Regions from separate parts of the Homo sapiens genome. Here regions 1 and 2 are each linked to region 3. The links are chromatin loops, found by intact Hi-C in ENCODE. Cell type or tissue: mammary epithelial cell. All regions are shown on one strand. Links, peaks and the distances in the headings refer to the core of each region. The heading gives the core; the rest is flanking DNA.

Region 1 (5,950 bases), core at 407-5,406, 380 kb before region 3:
TTCATCTTGGCATATGAAAAACTGGAATATTTCATCATCTTTTTTCCTCATGAGCAGTCAGAATGCCAGCCTGGCTCTGCCCAGAGATGGTCTGATCGAGGAATTGAGTTAAATATTTCTTTGGTAACAGTCGTGCAGGCACCACTTTATCTATGATTGTCTGCATACCCATTTAAATTATTGACAAAAAGTGATCTAGATTCTGTCACTGAAGTCAATGTGTTTTGCACTATTGTTTCCGAAGCTGAGACTGACCTCCCGACACTGACCCTTCAAGGACAGGGATCAGGTCTATTTATCTTTTTTCCTCCCATCACCTAAAATGATCTCTTACTTAGAAGCTGTTAATAAGTGTTTATTGAGTGGATGGGTGAATGGATGGAAAGTGAGATAGTTTGTACTGAAGATTCAGCCAATTCCTAATTAGTAAAAGAAGGAGCAGTGGAGGGAAACCAGCCGATTGCTATTCTTTAGCATCCAGACAAAGTCTTGAATACAAACTGAAATTCGTGAATACAAACTGAAATTCGTGTTATCTGAGAGTCACCATCCTAGGACCATGAGATGTACACACAGCAAGCTCACAGGAAATTAAAAATAGTCATATGAATGAATCTAGTTTGTAACCCCCCAGAAGACTCTGTTAGTGATAGTTATTTCACTCTTGACTGCTCACTTTGTCATGATCTGATTTCAGTTTGATATTTTTAGAGACCTGAGCCTTGCCTGAAACTTACCTCACTCCTTATTCAGTTACAGTTTATCCACAGAAGTTTCTAAGGAGCCGCTGCCTCAAACATTGTTTCCTCAGTATTTGGATTCACATATTGTGTTCTGACTCATCACCTCCCTATGGACTTCTGGCTCATTCCTGGTCTCTTACAGTAGCCCCCATGCTGCTGACACAGAGCCCTCTTTGCAACATGGCTGGCTTGGGTCAGCCTCCACTAATGATTCATTCTACTTCTGAGCCTGGGAATTTGTGTGACATTAGTTCCTCCATCAAATGCAATTCTGTCAGCCAATATGGATATGTATTCATAGTTCTAAAAACAATTTTGGTAAATAGAGGGACTAAATTCCTTTAGAGAAAAACAACTGATTTAGAGAGCTTTGTCTTCTCAGCAGATAGCACAGTGTCTAGTATGTGGCAATTGCTAGAGAAATGGTGGCTGAAGGAAAAATTATCCATTTGTCCCAGTGCCCTTGGAATATCCCATTCCCATCAGAATGTCAGTCATCTTGCTAGCTGGAGCCTTATCCTTCCATTTTAACTCTTCAATTTATCTGCCCAATTTTCAGCCTTGGAACAATTTGAATAACTCGAAACATTTCTTATTAAGCACTTACTATGTCTAAGGTTCAATGTTAGGTGCTGACATTTTCATTTATATTACTTTCTACACTCCTTTTATAACCTTCTAAAATACTGTATATTACCTGGCACTCTAATTGCTTATTTATTTGCCTTTCTTTCCCAACTCTGTGAACTCCTTGAGGGCAAAAGTTGGAACTTATTAATCTTGTGCTCCTAGCAGCAAATGGACCACATGGTGTATGATGGGTGCTCATTAAATGTTTGTTGCCTGAGTGAGTGGATGTGTAATAAATGACAATGACAGACATCTATCAAAGAACTCTGGTCCAAGGCAGAATGAAAGAAATGCTAAATAATATGTTAATTGTCTGTACTAGAAAGAGAATGGAAATGGTGATTATAAGGATGATGGTTTTCTTCTGAAGTGTTAGTCCAGGGGCATTGCTTCAAATTTATCTACTTTGTTCAAGAGCAATATATCTGTCTAGAGAACCACCAGGAAAAATTAATGCTGACAAGTATTTGAAGGCAAAACCAAGGCAGAGTACTTCATTTTCAACCCCCTGAGAATAAGCTACAAGAAATGAAGACAATTCAAAGGAGAGTTGTTAGTTCTTTCTTTTACCTGCTACAGATGAGCATGGGCCCTTTATGTATATTTGTGCAGAATATCTGTCCTCCAGCCAGGCAGCCCTGCCAATCTAGGGACAATGTAAAAACACTCTTTGGTAACTGAATATGCCTAAGAACATGGTCTATATAAACTTCCAGCCTCACATGTTTCTTCTCATTAGAATGAGGTCAGTCTTGAAATTTTAAAAAAAGTAATCGTAGTGGATCTCAGTGCTCTCAATCCTAGCCAATATTTTGTAATGCTCCCTTGAAAATCTTAAAATGAAATTCATAAGCATTATAACCTACCTACATACATCATTTATATAACATTTAAAGGAAAAATAAATGGTAAGTAACTTATAGTAAAGTATTATGTGCAAAATCCTGGGCATGACTACACTGAAAGATATAGTAACATACTGTTATATAATATGCTGTGGTATACATAAGACCACTGCTATTGATGCATATATCTGTGTGTGTGGTGATTCTGTCAGTGATGTGGGTATCTAAAATGGATTTTCTTGACACTGGACAATAGTAGCAAAATGTGGCCATTCCTTAATATACAAGGTAGTGGCCTTCTTAGAAAATTCAAAGTATGTTAAAAGCCTTGAAAGATTCCTCCATAGTTATATGTAAAACAAAGTTATGTTCTGGACTTGGGAAATTACATACAAAGCTTTTCTTTTCATGAATGACCAGTGGAATATTTGAAAACCAAGCAGGACAGTTATTCACTGTGAAAGGCGTTCCTAAGCATTGCAGGCCATCTGGCATCTCTGGTGCCTGACTGCTAAATGCCAATAAAGTGTCTCTACAATCATTGAGAAACCCAGTCCCTCACTTGGGCAGTTTCCAAAGCCTCCCCCTAGGGGGCAGTACCAACCCTACCGAGAACTGCCTTAGAGAAAGGGATTCTAGACATTCTTAAGGACTTTGTTTCTGTCCCGCTCCCCTTTAAAAAAGTTCAGAAGGAGATGAAACCAAAAGAGAAAGTCACACTAACTCAAGAAGTTCCTTTTCTTTCTCTCCCATGTTTGCTTTTTCCCTTGTGTACCCTTTAGGTATTATAGCACTTCCCAGTCCATGTAGTAAATCATCAGCCATTCTGTCTCCACCATTAGAAAAGGGGCTTCTTATCCTATTCATTCACTTTCATCTTTATGTCCTCACAGCTTAGCTTTGGGCTTAGCAGAGAGTAAATATTGCTGGCTGATTAAATGAAGAGTATATGTTACTGAACTACTAAGCCTTGCCTAAAAAGGTCATCAAAGAAAACTCTAAAATTTACAACTGAAATTAAATTATTTTACAGTACAGAATAAACACAGTACATCTTAGAATTTTAAAATTAGATGGACTGTTACCCAATCTGTAAATTGAAAGAGAAAACTAGAAGTGAGAATAATGGTTGGAAAGAGATACACAGATAGGTTCATGTAATCTACTTATGATGGTGATTAGATTTATGATTGGGAACATAATTTCAAAACTTTGGCTTACAACATGCTAATTGTTGATACATGTTATCCTTAAAGTCCAATAGTCCATTAGTATTTAAAGTACATTGAAATCAGTTTTTGAGAACTCTTAATACCCTTTCACTTTCACATACATGAGGTATATCTCTTAGTATCTCTGGACCAGAATAGGCAATAACCAGTCTGGTCTGTTGTCCAGCTGGTAAGTCCAGCCATCAAATCACTCTACCTCTTTTGAATATATTTTATTAGGTGCTCTGTTTCCCAAGCTATGTACTTGAAATCTGAGAAGAATATGATGTGGTTTCTACTTTCCAAAAGGTTGTAAAAATAGTGAGGACACAGTGTGGTATGAGAAATTAACATTCACATTACTGTAAAGGCATAGAGAGCCACCAACTGCCTGGGAATGAATTTTAGAGGCTTCACATAGGAATAGACATTCACATGTGTGTTGGAGAATAATTTTGTGGCAGACATGAAGAGACGTACTGCTAAAATCCCTCTTAAAGAGAGGACTCCTTTCCCAGATGTGAGGAATATGGCTATCTGACAGCTTCCAGTTGTTAGTGCCTTTAATATCTGACCCAGCGTTGGAGCAGAGATCACACTCTTCTTGGGACGATGGCTGAGCATGATGGTGATACCAGGGCCTCACCATTTCTGGCCCATATTGACCTCCTTTCACAGGCATTCTTTGCTTTAGAGTTTCTGTTAGGCTGATAGAGCCTGAAGGGGTAAGAGAAACTTCTCTGTACCCTTTGGAGCTTTGATAAGTGAGTCTGCTGAAATAGACAGACGGTAGACAAATTAACAGGAGAAAAGGCATACCAATTTATTATATGCATGGGGGCATCACAGGAAAGTGAGTACCCAATAGCGCAATTATATGGTTTGACTCTGTGTCCCCACCCAAATCTCATCTCTAACTGTAATCCCCACGTGCTGAGGGAGGGATCTGTAATTCCCACGTGTCAAGAGAGGGAGGTGATTGGATCACAGGGGCGGTTTCCTCCATGCTGTTCTCATGATAGTGAGGGAGTTGTCATGAGATCTGATGGTTTTGTAAGCATCTGGCATTTCCCCTGCTTGCGCTTCTCTCTCCTGCCGCCTTGTAAAGAAGGTGCCTGCTTCCCCTTCACTTTCTGCCATGTTTGTGAGTTTCCTGAGGCCTCCCCAGCCTTGCAGAACTATGAGTCAATTAAACCTCTTTCCTTTATAAATTACCCAGTCTCGGGTATTTCTTTATAGCAGTGTGAAAATAGACTAATACACCCAATAATATTTAAAAACTTATATATCCTTATTCATAGGGGTGAGAGAAGTGGGGGATGTAGGCACTTTTAGAGGAAGAGTAAATGATTTTTAGGGGAGGTGAATGAGATATTAAAGTTCACAATTTACGCAACCCTGCTTTTGCCCTTTTTCTTTCACAGGTGTTACTTCCCAATAAACATTTGCATTTCTAATTTCATCTAAAATCTGCTTCTGGTGAGACCCAACTGACACTAGTTGGAAAGGGCTTGATGCAAGAAGGGCATTTGAGGCAAAGGGAATAACATGGGGACAGATACCAAGGCAGGGCAGTATGGCATGGTCAGGAGATGGGATGATTTTGGTGTGGGCAGGACATGGGAATGGGGATACTCCAAGCTGGGTTCAGAAGGTGAGATACCTGGAATGAAAAGGTTCTGCTGTGGAGCTTTTTTCTGAAAGAGAGAGACCATTAAAATTATTTTAAGAGATGCAAGACACTTTCAGTGCAAAGCAGAAACTGACAAAAGCAGGAGGTGCAAAGAAACCCTGTGTCCAAATTTTGTCCAAGTATCTATTTAGTGTTTTATTTGTAGAGCAGTATTTTTTCTTAATTTTTTAAATTGTTTTATAATTTTTTTCTGCCTTCATAAATGTAGCTTGTTTAGATGAACCATTAGTGCTCCATGTCCTACATGGAGTAAGAAATTTTGTTGACATTACATAGGGGAGGGAAAGCTTGCCTCCTTGCTTTTAGACCAAACAACACCAAATGCCCATTAGGATCATCAAATTTCAAATCTCATTAGTAACACCTTCTGAGTTGCTGTGGTTCTTCATGCCCATTTGAGGTTATTTCTCTTTCTTTATGGTTGGTCATTATCTCAATCACCCATCCTCTTTGAATCAGTTTTTAAATCTTTTCCAATTTGTATAAGTTAATATTTGGTCCGATTTTTCATCTCCTTTTATTCATCTGTAATCGTTTACCATTTATTGACAAGTTTGGGTTTCATTGTCAATTTTTCCCTTTCCTTTTTTGTGTAATTATGTAGACATTATTAACCTCCTTCTCTACAAACATCCTTAACTGAAACATTAAGTAAGACCAGATTATTAGGTGTTTGTTCTTAGACATTTTCCAGGAATAGGATATATTATCTCTCTGTCATTTAAAAAAATTTGATTTAATCAATAGAATTTTAACAAAGCAACTTAGAAGTGTGCTTTTCCTTGTGTTTATATTAATATTCAATGAATAATTTCAAAGGTTAAACCT
Region 2 (5,950 bases), core at 368-5,367, 510 kb before region 3:
ATGTATAGTTAATAAAATTTTAAGGCAAAAAGCCTTGGCCCCAATAGAAAGGTTTATAACTTATTAATAAAGGTTTAGTTACTGGCAAGAGATGAGCCCAGAGAAGTAGGGCACCAGGACTTGGAAGCCGCTAGGTGAGTGCTTCTCAATCCTGAGCGTGCACCAGAATCACCTGCAGAGTTTGTTTAATTAGAGATTTCTGGGCCCCACTACCGAAAATACAGATGTAGTAGGTCTGGGCTAGGGTCTAGTAACTTGCGTTTCCAAAGCATTCCTAGACTATGCGGGTACTGCTGGCCCAGAGCCCATATTTGAAGTAGCAAGTACCCACATTTGGGAGCGTGAGAGAAAATGTTGGGTCAAGAGTTACGGGAAATTTATTAGTAACGATATCATTCATTGAGATAATGAACCAAAGAGAGAAGATGCTATGCTTCATATTGAACATGAAAGTGTGTGATCTCCTGAAAGTCACACAGGTGGAGATGTCTAAAAGCTAGTTGCCTATAGAAATATAGAGCTGAAGTAAACCGCTCTGGGCTTCCAATAGCATAATAACAGTACCTGAAGCCAGGGGAGTAGATAACTTACCCAGGAAGAGAGTGAAATATAAGGATGTAAGAAAGTATAAGACAAATATCTAGGGAAAACCAGCACTTAAGAAGCAGACAGAGGAAGAAGAGGAGGCTGAGAATGCCAAAGAAAAAATGAAAGTATAATAAAAGACAAGGGAAAAGAGTTTGAAAAATGTAATAGACTTCCAATGCAAGATGGCAAAGCAAGCATTCATGTTTATCTCCTCTCCTTCCAGACACTTCATTAAAGTTTGATCAAAACTATAGTGTTATAAGCACACAAATATGAAAAATAAGAATGAGGTCAAGAGAAAATAATATATTTCCAAAAGATAGAAAGTGTATGGAAGAATGGTGGCTGATGTATTTATCCATGGAACAAATTTTTATTGAGGTGCTGAGGTGGGGATGTAAAGTTGAGTAAGACCAAAAAATTCCCCTTTTCAAGGAATTTGTAGTGAGAATATAACAATTTTCTAATGTTATATGTCGTAGACACTTTCATCTGCTGTTTTCTTTTCATTGAAATAAAAATTTAAGAATTTTTAAGCTTTTAAAAATTCTTAAGATTTTTAAAATTTTTAAAAATCTTAAGGTTTTTAAAATTTTTAAAAATCTTAAGATTTTTAAAATTCTTAAAATTTATTAAGGTTTTAAAAATTCTTAAATTTAATTTTTTTATAACAGAATGTGATTTTAGCTATGTACAAACTTAGGCGACAGCTTCAGAAAATGAAAAGATTATGTTTTTTAATAGTTCAATTTCATGTCTTATTTTTACCTATGTAACTTATATGGTTCCAGGTAAGATGTCAGTGTTCCATTTCATACACCACAAATTTGCTTTCTTTTATTAAGCAAAATTGATAGGCAAAGAGCAAATTTTTGCTTTGTGATATATTTTCATTTTATTTTCAGATTTAATATAGAAAATAAAATGATAAGCAAACAAATAGGGAAAGCAATGGGATCCAAGATGGTTTAAATACATTAATATTTTTAAAGGAACTTTTACTGGTGTCCAGGTTCCAATCCTGGAAAATGTGAATTAATTGGCCTGATTTGATATCTGCATGGTCAGCCATCAGTATTTTTTAAAAGTTCTCAAATAAGTCTAATGTATAGCTAGAATTTAGAGCTACTGGTTTAGAAATGGGCTAGAAACAAGTCGACTGACCAGGTGCTTTTCAAAACCACACATGCCAGGATCCCAACACAGAGTCATGGAATTAGAATCTCTGGAGATAATATTTGGAATAGTATCAGGTGGTTGTTGATGCATAGCTAGAGTCAAAAACCTTGTTAATAAGCTCAAATCCCTTAAAGAGCTAAAATTTTATAATGTTGACTGCTTAAGGTTCAATTACTTTACCTTTGCAATATGTTTCTTTATTTTATAGATGCATTATTAGTTTGTTTCCCTTTGAGATATATTATTTCAATATCTACCTTCCTCCCAATCTTATTTTTTAGTACATACACACAGACACACACAGAGAGATTTTTTCCTCCTATTTTATAGAATTATATGTCTTTTCAGGTTACCTGAAATCTTTTTGGAATGAGGCTGGATATAAACAGAGGGAAAATGCTATGAATATTTTGTGTGTATTTCTAGAATATTATTTCTCAACCTCAGTACTAATGGCATTTAGGAACAGATAATTCTTTGTTGTGGGGTACTGTTCTATGCATTGTAGGATATTTGGCAGCATCCCTTGCCTCTCCCCACTAGATGCCACTAGTGTGTTCCTAGTTCCAACAACCAAAAATATCTCCAAATATTACCAAGTGTCCTTGGAATGTAGGGGGAATAAGGGGTAGCAAAATTGCCCCATTTTAAGAACTACTCATGTAGAAGATTGAGTTCCCATGGTTGGTTAGAAAAACAAAAAAGCCTGCAAATCACCAAATGCATACAGTTGTTGACATTATTAGTCTATATATTTTGTTTCTTAGTATAATGGCAGTATCTCCTTTAAGGCCTATAAAACTTTTCTTTTTCTTGCATGGAAAATTTTGCTTATGTGTTAAAACTCTCAAGACTGAAGAATATTACCAAACAATTCTGAAACAGCCATTCTGATTTTTGTGAAGTCATATAAACTACCCTATGCTGGGTGTACTTTGTATTTTAAAACTATGTCTTTGTAATACATAAACGAAGTAAGAGTTTTCAAAATAATAATATTTTTCTAAATATTAAGTGGCAAGGATGATTTTAGGATTTCAAATCAGGAGAAGCAGAGATAAACTGTTATCGATGATAGACCAAATGTAGCCTCTTGGTGGCACTGTTTGTTTTTACAAAAATGATACATTGGCCTCAGAAGATGCAGCGCTTGATGCATTGTGATTTTCAGAATATGTAGTTTAAGTTCAGTGAAATAAAGCATTTTCAAGAGGATACAGTTTCCACTGAAAGATTGTTGTACTGTCACTAACAGGCTGTGATAGCTGTATCCCCACAATTTGTTGTAGGCCAGGTTGTCTCTAAAGTAAGGTTTGCAGGCTGGCAGCAGGGTGTAATTACCCAAACAAAAAGATACAGATACAGTATGTCATCCCTGCTAATGACCACAACATTTTCTTGCCCAAAATCTGTAACAAAAAGCCACATAAATGATCAGGCTGCTAAAGAAAAACTTGGTGGCACAAAAATTATTCCAGCCAATTGAGTGGAAATGACAGAGAATAACACAAAGTTATCTTCTGCTAGGGAGATGTGTGTTTGGAATGTCACCAATGGACAGTGCATGGAGAAGGCTACACTTCCTTACAGGCACACTGCAATCTGTGTAAGTACACTCACTTCCTTCAGGGCATTTCTAGATTCTGCAACTTGTTTAGGGCATTTGCAAATACACTTCTAAAGAAACATCTTTGGAGAATATTCTTTGCTTGAATTTTTATTTTGTCATGAGGGTCAAATATCACCAGTAATTGTCTGCTGTTTTGGCATTTTGCTTTCCCAAAAAGTATTATTCAAGCAGATTTTCCCCCTGATTCTTTCATTTTTGTATCTTTCTAACAGATTTGAAAGACAATTTCCATATATTGCCTTAGTGCTACAAAACATACACATACTTGTACATGTGTAAAAATTCAGTTTTAATGATGTGCTGTCTTATAAAGCACACACAGTTTTTTTCTCCCTCATTTCCAATTTTAAACCCTATGTTTTGGTGGATAGGTTCTTAATTTCTCTGTATATAACTTTTATAATCACTTCCCAATCTTTAAAGCAAATCTTGGCTTTTAGTAGATGGTTTCCAAGCATATGTAGTGTGGTTGCATGATTCCAATGGTGCTGACCGTGTTTTAAAATATTTTACACTCTTAGTGTTGCTGATGTGCATTGTAACATTCATGAACTCTCTTCTATTTTTTTTGGAAATAAAACCCTGCACAGAGAGAGCTGGTTGAAAGTAGAATGCATTACTTGATCTTTAATAAAAGATTTCCAAAACTTATTTGGCATAATAATCCTCAAATGCCCTTCAAATACTTTATTTCTTTTTAACATACAGCATTGTTGCTATGGCAAGGAACCTGGGTTTTGTTGTTGCTATTAATTTTTTCTCTTTAAGAGACAGGGTCTTGCTCTGTCACCCAGGCTGAAGTACAGTGGTGCTAACGGCAACCTCAAATTCCTGGCCTCAAGTGGTCTTCCCACCATAGCCTCCTCCCAAAGCACTGGGATTATAGGCATGAACCACTGTGCCTGGTCCTGTTGTTGTTGTTTAGTTCCAAGTTGCACTCCAGAAATAATATAATTGTGAGCTTTCCATGATTTAGAATAAAATTACTTCTTCCAAGCGATCTCTCTTTCCCTAGAAAAATCATGAGATGCAAATGAGACTAAAGTGCCAATAGGAGTTTGGAATAACTGAACTAAGAGAAATTTTAGTTGCTATTCAGTTCAATACCTTAATTGATCATATGCTAAAACTAAAGTCTAGAGAAATCTTCAATGTAGCCAAATTATGTTAATTTTAGTGATAATTAAATGTTTGCTTTGCTTTCCATGTACGTAGTATTACCACTGCTCATTCCGGATGACAGGAGAAGGCTGGCTTCTTTGTTGTGGAGAATATCAAGATGTCCTTATAATTGATGCCAAAACTTTGGCTGTTGTTCACAGTTTTAGATCATCTCAGTTTCCTGACTGGATCAACTGCATGTGCATTGTTCACTCCATGAGAATTCAAGGTAATAGTTGGATATTATCTGACAGTAGAGAGATTGCATATAAAAATATCTACTTTTGAATTATTTGTCAAATTATTGGGCAGAAATTCAGAAAGAATGCTTCTTTATGCTTACCTGTTAATGAGGATATGTCTGTAATACACCTGATCAAGAAAAACTAAGAACACCCATGCCAGTGGTTCAAAACATTGGAAAGTCAGCAAAAGGTTAAGATGAGGGGGAAAGAGGAGAATTTGTGTTTTTATAACCAAGTTCTGCTTGTTACATTTTAAGAGTGACAAGCAGGTTTTGTTGTGGATTAGCAGGACTCCTGGAATTTTGCCCTGCTGTATCTTCTAGATGTAGTATTGATAATTCAGTTTCTGTAATGAGTGACTGCAAAGGGAAGTGGAAGTTGGCGCCTCACTTACTTCCGAAATAGGAAGGTTTCATTTTATGATGATTTGCAATGTGGTTCTGCTTCTAGTGGTGCTCTTCTTATACCTAGGAATCACTTTGAAATTTTAAAACAGATTTGGAGCACGATGTAAAATGTTTATTTTTTCTAGTTAAAAAGTAACTCCAAAGCTGAAAATTTTCTATCTACACAGCCCTGCGTAATTCTTAAATGACTGTGAAATGATTTTTACCTACCCAATTATATCCATGGTAAGCTTATATGTGACTTTTATTATTTTCACAGAAGATTCTCTCTTGGTGGTATCAGTAGCTGGTGAGCTCAAAGTATGGGATCTTTCCTCATCTATCAACAGCATTCAGGTTGGCTTGGGAACCCTACTCTTTTTTCCTTACAATTTCAAGCATATTCATTAAAATTTATAAATTTTAAGGCTATTACATGTTTATTGTCAAAAGTTCAAATAACATAGAAGTGTATAAATTCTACTTCCATATATTTCCCCCATCCATCTTCCCAGGGGTGAGCCTTGGTACACTTGGCTTGTATCCTTCCAACCTTTTCTCCATGTATATACAAATGTTTTCATTTACACACACACACACACACACACAGAAAGATTACATTTTTAATCTTTTAAAAAATAGAACATCTCTCTGTTCGTTACAGAGGAAATCCCCCTTTTTTCTGAGTATATGTGAACAGTGGCAAGCAAATGACCCTAAAAACTTGAGGGGCATGTCCCTGGGGAGTCCAGTATATTCAT
Region 3 (5,950 bases), core at 311-5,310:
TATCTACTCAGATGAGGTTCCCTTCAGAGAATAATTTGACGTTCTCATCTTCTCCTGATTCAGTAATTTAGGAAAACGTGAAGTGTGACTACAAAGTAATGATACTGATTCCACTTGTCACACATGAAAATCAACCTTGTCATTTATATAATTCCAGTCACTTATATAATTTGGAATCTCATCACTTATATAAATTGGAACACTTTGGGGAAACAAAGAAAATTCTTGTTATGGGTTATATATTAGGATAAATTGATATTGTGGCTGATTTAATTCACTGTTCCTATAAATTAATAGATTGGGTTTAATTTCAGTTTTAGAGTTTTATGGGTTCAAGTATCTGAAATATACCAAGGATCACCCAGGGGCAAGGCTGTGTAGTGTGGTGTGTGCATATGCATGTGTGTATGTGTGTACATGCATGGGCATGTTGAAAGTGGGACTGCAGGGTAATAGTAAAAGCAGAAAACATAACTTTAAGAGTTTGAAATCTAACTGAATGGACAACAACTAACAGCCCCGTCGCTAACAGCTGTGTGACCTCCAGCAAGTTACTGAGCTTCTCTCTGCCTGTTTCCTTGTCTGTAAAATGCAGGTAGTAATAGTAACTACTTCCTAAGCCTCAGGTGAGGATTAAGTGAGCTCATATATGTAAAGTGCTAAGCACAGTCAACACTGGACTTGGTGATGATAATAATGACTATGGTACTGCAATAACAGTGCAGAGAGATATTATTGCATTTATTGCAGCAACATTGTCATCAGCGTTCAAGATTTAATTTTGGAACTGGAAGAAATCTTAACTTTCAAAGTTGCTTGGTTCAAATACACTGTTTCACAGGGAATAAATTGTGGCAACATAGAGGTGATATGACTGCCAATGTTAGTGATAGGTGGAGGCCTAGAAAGAACCCAGTCTCCTGACTCCTTTGCCTTGTTTGTGTAATTATGAGGAAGGAGAGATATTTTGTGTGTTAGAGAGGGTTACTCAAAAACTCAGTGAATGAATACTGTCAAAGCAGTTTGAGGCACGAAAAGGGTAGACATTAAGTAAAGTCAGACACCAGTCAACAGCATTTATTGATTTATTTCTGTGTGAAGAGCATTGTATTATGTGCTGAATGGGAATGCTGTATTCTTATTCTTCAAGGCATAGAAGTTGACCTGGTATAGGTTGACCTGAATTTTTCTGTAAAAGCTTTCTCTAGATGGCTGCTTAAGCAGCTGTTAATCGAAAGAGAAAACTCCATTCCCCGCACCTTTCACTCTTCAACTTCACCAGTGCTCCCAGTGTGCCTTGGGATGCAGTAGACTCCTTTACCAGCACTCACCAAGTAGCTTGCCCCAGACCTTGGAAAGACTCTTGGTCCCGAAGTATAGGCTAAGAAATTAGGCTCGACAGTATTTTATTTTTTAAAAACCTGTGTATTGTGCAATAAAGATAAAGCCATCATTATTCTTACATAAAATCTTTTCAAGTTTATTAACCCTAAAGCTTGAATATTTAGTTGAATCCAATGTTCTTAGATCGTATTCTATTTCTCCCTGCAAATTATAGAGAAATCACCAATAAACATCCTGGTTCATAATACGAGAGCTGCAACGATTTTTGCCCTTGCCTCTGTCTCTGCAACAGAAAGGGAGAGAGAGGAGAGAATGGATTTGGCATTCTAGCTGAGCTCCAGGCACCCATGCATCCATGCAGCATATGCACTTCAAAGGGTACTGGGCAGCCACCAAGAGAGGCCCCAAACTGCACCCTCACCAGGTACTGTGGTTTAGTTGGTCTTCACTCCCTGCCCCCACTGCACCTCCACTTAATATTCACTTTTATTGCAACCACATTCTTCACAATTGATCAGCAGTTTCTTTTGGAAATTCAGGATAAAAAAAAAACAGTCATTTCCAGCAGGTACATTCTTCATGTCTTGATTTTTTATTTACTCTATATTTTTGATAAAGGTGTATTGGAGGTATATTTGTTCTCTGCACATGTGTGTTTGTGTGTGGAGTGAGGGGTGGTAGTCACCAAAGGAGATGCCAGGAATCTTGAGCTGTAAAAGAGATAATAATTAAAAGAGAATTTCAAGGTGGGATTTTTCTGTGAACTGACTAAACTCTGTGAATGATCAGGCACATCAAAACATAAAGACAAGCAAACAACCTTCTCTCGGTTCTATACTTTTCAGGCTCAAATAAAGCTGAAACTTACAGAACTTGAATATTTAATTGCATCCAGTGTTCTTAGACTTTTTATTTAGAGCTGGATGCTTTTGCTTATAAGGCCCTAGGATTGTGCTTATAATATGGCTGGGAGAGAAAAGACCTCAGTGCCAGACTTCTCAGTGGGGCTGGAACTAGAAATAGATAGGTGATAGATAGATAGATAGATAGATAGATAGATAGATAGATAGATAGATAGATAGATAGATAGATAGATTAGATAGATAGATAGTAGATAGATGGATAGATAGAGGATAGAGAGATGGTAGGTAGATAAATAAATAGATTGGTAGACAGATGGCAAATAGTAGATAGATAGACACATATATACATAGAGGGATAGACAAAACAGAAAAGAGTGAAATAAGTGGATTAGTATAAAGGGAGAAAAAGTTCCACTTTTAAAGAAAAGTGGAAAACAAAGCTCTCATTATTACCAAATGCATTTGCCCTAACAACGTGTTTTGTGGTTTCGTTGCCGCAGTTTTTCTCTCTCAAAAGAATTACTATTCATGAGTTATAAACAGGAGAGTGACGCATACTTATAGGAAGCAGCCAGTAAATATACGTAAGTAAAGAAGTTCTGTATTATTTTCCTTTTAAATTTTACATTGTTTATTGTTTATTATTCAATTTTTTCTGTTAGATTCATCCCTGTTGCCTGAAAACAATTGGTTTTTATGCCTAAAGAGGAGGAAATCCTTCCCTTAACTCCAATGGATCAAAGAAGTCTTCTTGGAAGAGGAGCATTTTCTCACTGCTCAGAGGAAAGAAAGACAGGGACTTTGTTTGAACTAATCTGGAAAAAATGATGACGCTTCACTCAGTTATTTTAAAATCTGGCCACGAGGATATTTTTGAAACCTCGTCATAAGAATATCATTTGTCCTATGACACAGTTGCTGTTTATCCGATTATCTAAGTTAATGATAATAAGATATACACAAATTAATGTTACTCCTTGGACTCAAAATTTGAGCCTGAAATGAAGCGAGTGACTTCATTTCTCCATTTTACAGAAGTTGGAAGCTCATTTTAAAAATCTGCCACACTGTACATTAATGAAATGGGGTGTGTCTGGGATTCTCTGACTCTACTTCATTCAATTAGTTGTCTCTAACACACTTATCTTAGAAATCTTAAGATGGTGAGAAATAGCCCACGTTCCTCATTCTTAGCATTTACAAAGCTTCACACATATGTTCTCTCCCTCCACCACTGCCTCCCATGATTCAGTCACTTCATATTGTAATACTTTGGTGATTATTGATTTTTGGTTAAGGTTGGAGCCCAGTACAACTGTGTGAGCATTCACTGCCTTCAATTTGATGGCACGCTGCTGCCTGCCCACTCCATATTGACAGACATCCTCTTACTTTCAGATTGTTGTTCGTTGGCTGATGAACACGCAGGAGGGAGATCATGACCTTTTCTCTTATCTGGACAGCTCTTAGCTTCACAAACATTTTTTTTTGCTGCAGGGTGCTATTAACAACAGGATGATAGAACAAAGAAATGAAGAGATGAGAAGCACATCAATGTATAAAATTTTCTTTATTAGGACACCCTCGAGGCCCAAGAAGGGGGGTGTCTAATTATCAAAGTGTTGACTTTCTCCTCCTTAGAAAAACAAATTTTACACACGCGTGCACACACACATACACACATGCTCTAATGAGGTCACGATTTGAAAATTAAGGGTTACTCATTCCCTTCATTCATGGGAGTTTGCAACTCTCCTTTCACTGGAGATCAGTTTATGTGAATAGAAAAGAAAACCAAAGTAATTGAATTTATTATACAGCAGTCATGAGTTAAGACAAGACACATTATAATTAGTTGCAGCATATTGATGATTAAAATTTAATGAGCTCATTTTTCCTATATTTGAAGGAGTGTAAGTTTAGCTCTGTGGGATTACTTAGGGCAAAGGTGTTAGAAGCATAGGCAAATTATTACTAGTCTGGGTTTGCATGCCTTTTTGCCTCACAAGCCTTGTATTTGAATTTAAGGGCCCTCAAAGTATAGAGAATAGAGACATTTTCAGATGAAACCCTGTCTTCAATTCTAACAGATCTATTACTTATTTTCTGTGCAGCTCTGAAGGAAAATTTTGAACCTATAGGTGTGGAGACTATCCTAAGAGAATATCCTGCCTTTCCTTTGCGGTGTGTTAAATTCAACCCAAAATTTCTCAGATCACTGGATTTATGCTGGGGCTGTTTAGCTTAAGCCAATATTCTTGATAATAAAAAGCTAAAATTTAAAAAGAAAAGATAAAAATAGCTGTAAGGAAAGCTATAGAGCAAGCACCTATGTAACAAAATGATGTTGATACTAGGAATGAACACAGATGTTTGCAGCCTTGTCTCTGTGACAACATTAATTATTCCAAACTGGTCATCTCTATAGACTTTGTTTCCCACTATGAATGACTAATCACTTCCTTGTTTTAGGTCCCAAATCCTAATACAAATATCTGATAATGTGTAAATCAACAATATTATATTTTTTAAAATCTCATGTTAAGTTATAGAGGTACAAAATACTATCTGAAAACACTAACTTCTTTAATTTTAATTGTGGCTAGTTTTTTCCCTCACATTTTGTTTAAGGTAAAATCCCCTCTGGCTTGAAAACATACTCCCTATGTCAAAAATACGTGAAAATAGAGGTGTAAAAAGGAAACACTATACAATCAAAGGTCTAATGGCCCCAGCAGGACATAACCAATAAATATAAAGTAGTTTAAAAGGGTGCAGGGGAGATGATTTGAAATTCCAATGAGCACTGTTTTGTATTTTTGTATAGTATTTTATCTAAGCATCCCAACCCATCCAAACTGCATGAGCATTAAAGCAATACATCTTATATCTCTGTAGAGGTGATAATATCCTTTTCTCCAGAATGAGTGCATCATTTTTGGAGATGCATGGAGAATGAGAAAAAAATTCCCAGGGCAATGTTGGCCCTGAAGTTGTGCCACCAGGAAAATCCTCTCGTGGTCTCTGATACAGCATCCTCAACCCTACCCAGAGACTACAATCATGTACAGAAATATTGGCGTATAAAGCAAAAAGGGTGAGCTTAATTGCCATCCCAATTCACTTATTTATTAACTTTTAAGTGAAGGGAAAAAGAGCTAGTCCCTTCCAGTCTAGCTGTTGGTTAATGGAGATTTTCTATTAGCCATCATCCACATATTTCTACTGCAGTTAAGACTGTTGCTCAAAATTATGGCCTTAAAGCATAACCTTGATGTGCTTCTGAATCATTAAAGCAGGACCATATTACATTCATCAGTGTGTCCATGTTTCATGAATTTTACAGTACTGAAAATTCTTCCTGAGCTAGCTACAAGTGGGGGATTCATGGATACTCTCACCAACAAGAGACTTTGGCCAAAACCCTCTATTTCTCTGATGGTGCTGAATAAAGATATGGCATCTCATACTGAGATGAGCGAGGATAAGACTAAACCATAAACTGGGTGAGGCAGAAAAACAGGATTTTTCTCATGAATTATCCAGTTTTCTAGGGCCCTACAGACCTACCCAAAGATTGAAAAAAACTTGAAAACTGGAATTTGTCAACAAAATACATCCCTTGGAAAGGTTCCATAGCTACTCCAGATAAAACCTACATTGGTCATGACCAATCTAATTAGAATCTTTCATCAGACAGGTATGTTTAGAATTTTATTTTTATGCCTATATTCTTATTTTGT

The links. Peaks named below come from ENCODE experiments on the same cell type or tissue, not always from the same donor. Only the 100,000 strongest peaks of a DNase experiment are listed, where the experiment ranks them.
Region 1: it touches region 3 in a loop (3-fold over the local background); 2 of 110 quality-filtered maps call a loop at or near these places.
Region 2: a loop joins it to region 3, with 2.5 times the contacts of the local background. A loop is called at or near these places in 6 of 110 quality-filtered maps.

What each region holds. Positions count from the first base shown.
Region 1 is chr15:53,583,857-53,589,806 of GRCh38, reverse strand. The region is part of intron 18 of WDR72 (WD repeat domain 72); the gene reads left to right. Among named protein-coding and RNA genes, the nearest start is that of WDR72, 170 kb to the left of the region's middle. In mammary epithelial cell, for the core only: a CTCF peak has its summit at 2,815 (motif pointing right); no DNase peak of the experiment used is centred there.
Region 2 is chr15:53,714,030-53,719,979 of GRCh38, reverse strand. WDR72 (WD repeat domain 72) reads left to right here. Exons shown (of 20, transcript NM_182758.4): 4 at 3,295-3,373; 5 at 4,613-4,787; 6 at 5,470-5,546. Among named protein-coding and RNA genes, the nearest start is that of WDR72, 43 kb to the left of the region's middle. In mammary epithelial cell, for the core only: CTCF peaks have their summits at 2,307 (motif pointing right) and 2,867 (motif pointing right); no DNase peak of the experiment used is centred there; H3K27me3 peaks cover 120 bases.
Region 3 is chr15:53,206,617-53,212,566 of GRCh38, reverse strand. The region is part of intron 5 of LOC107983981 (a long non-coding RNA gene); the gene reads right to left. Among named protein-coding and RNA genes, the nearest start is that of LINC02490, 93 kb to the right of the region's middle. In mammary epithelial cell, for the core only: no CTCF peak of the experiment used is centred there; DNase peaks (open chromatin) are centred at 2,726 and 3,046; H3K27ac peaks cover 1,560 bases.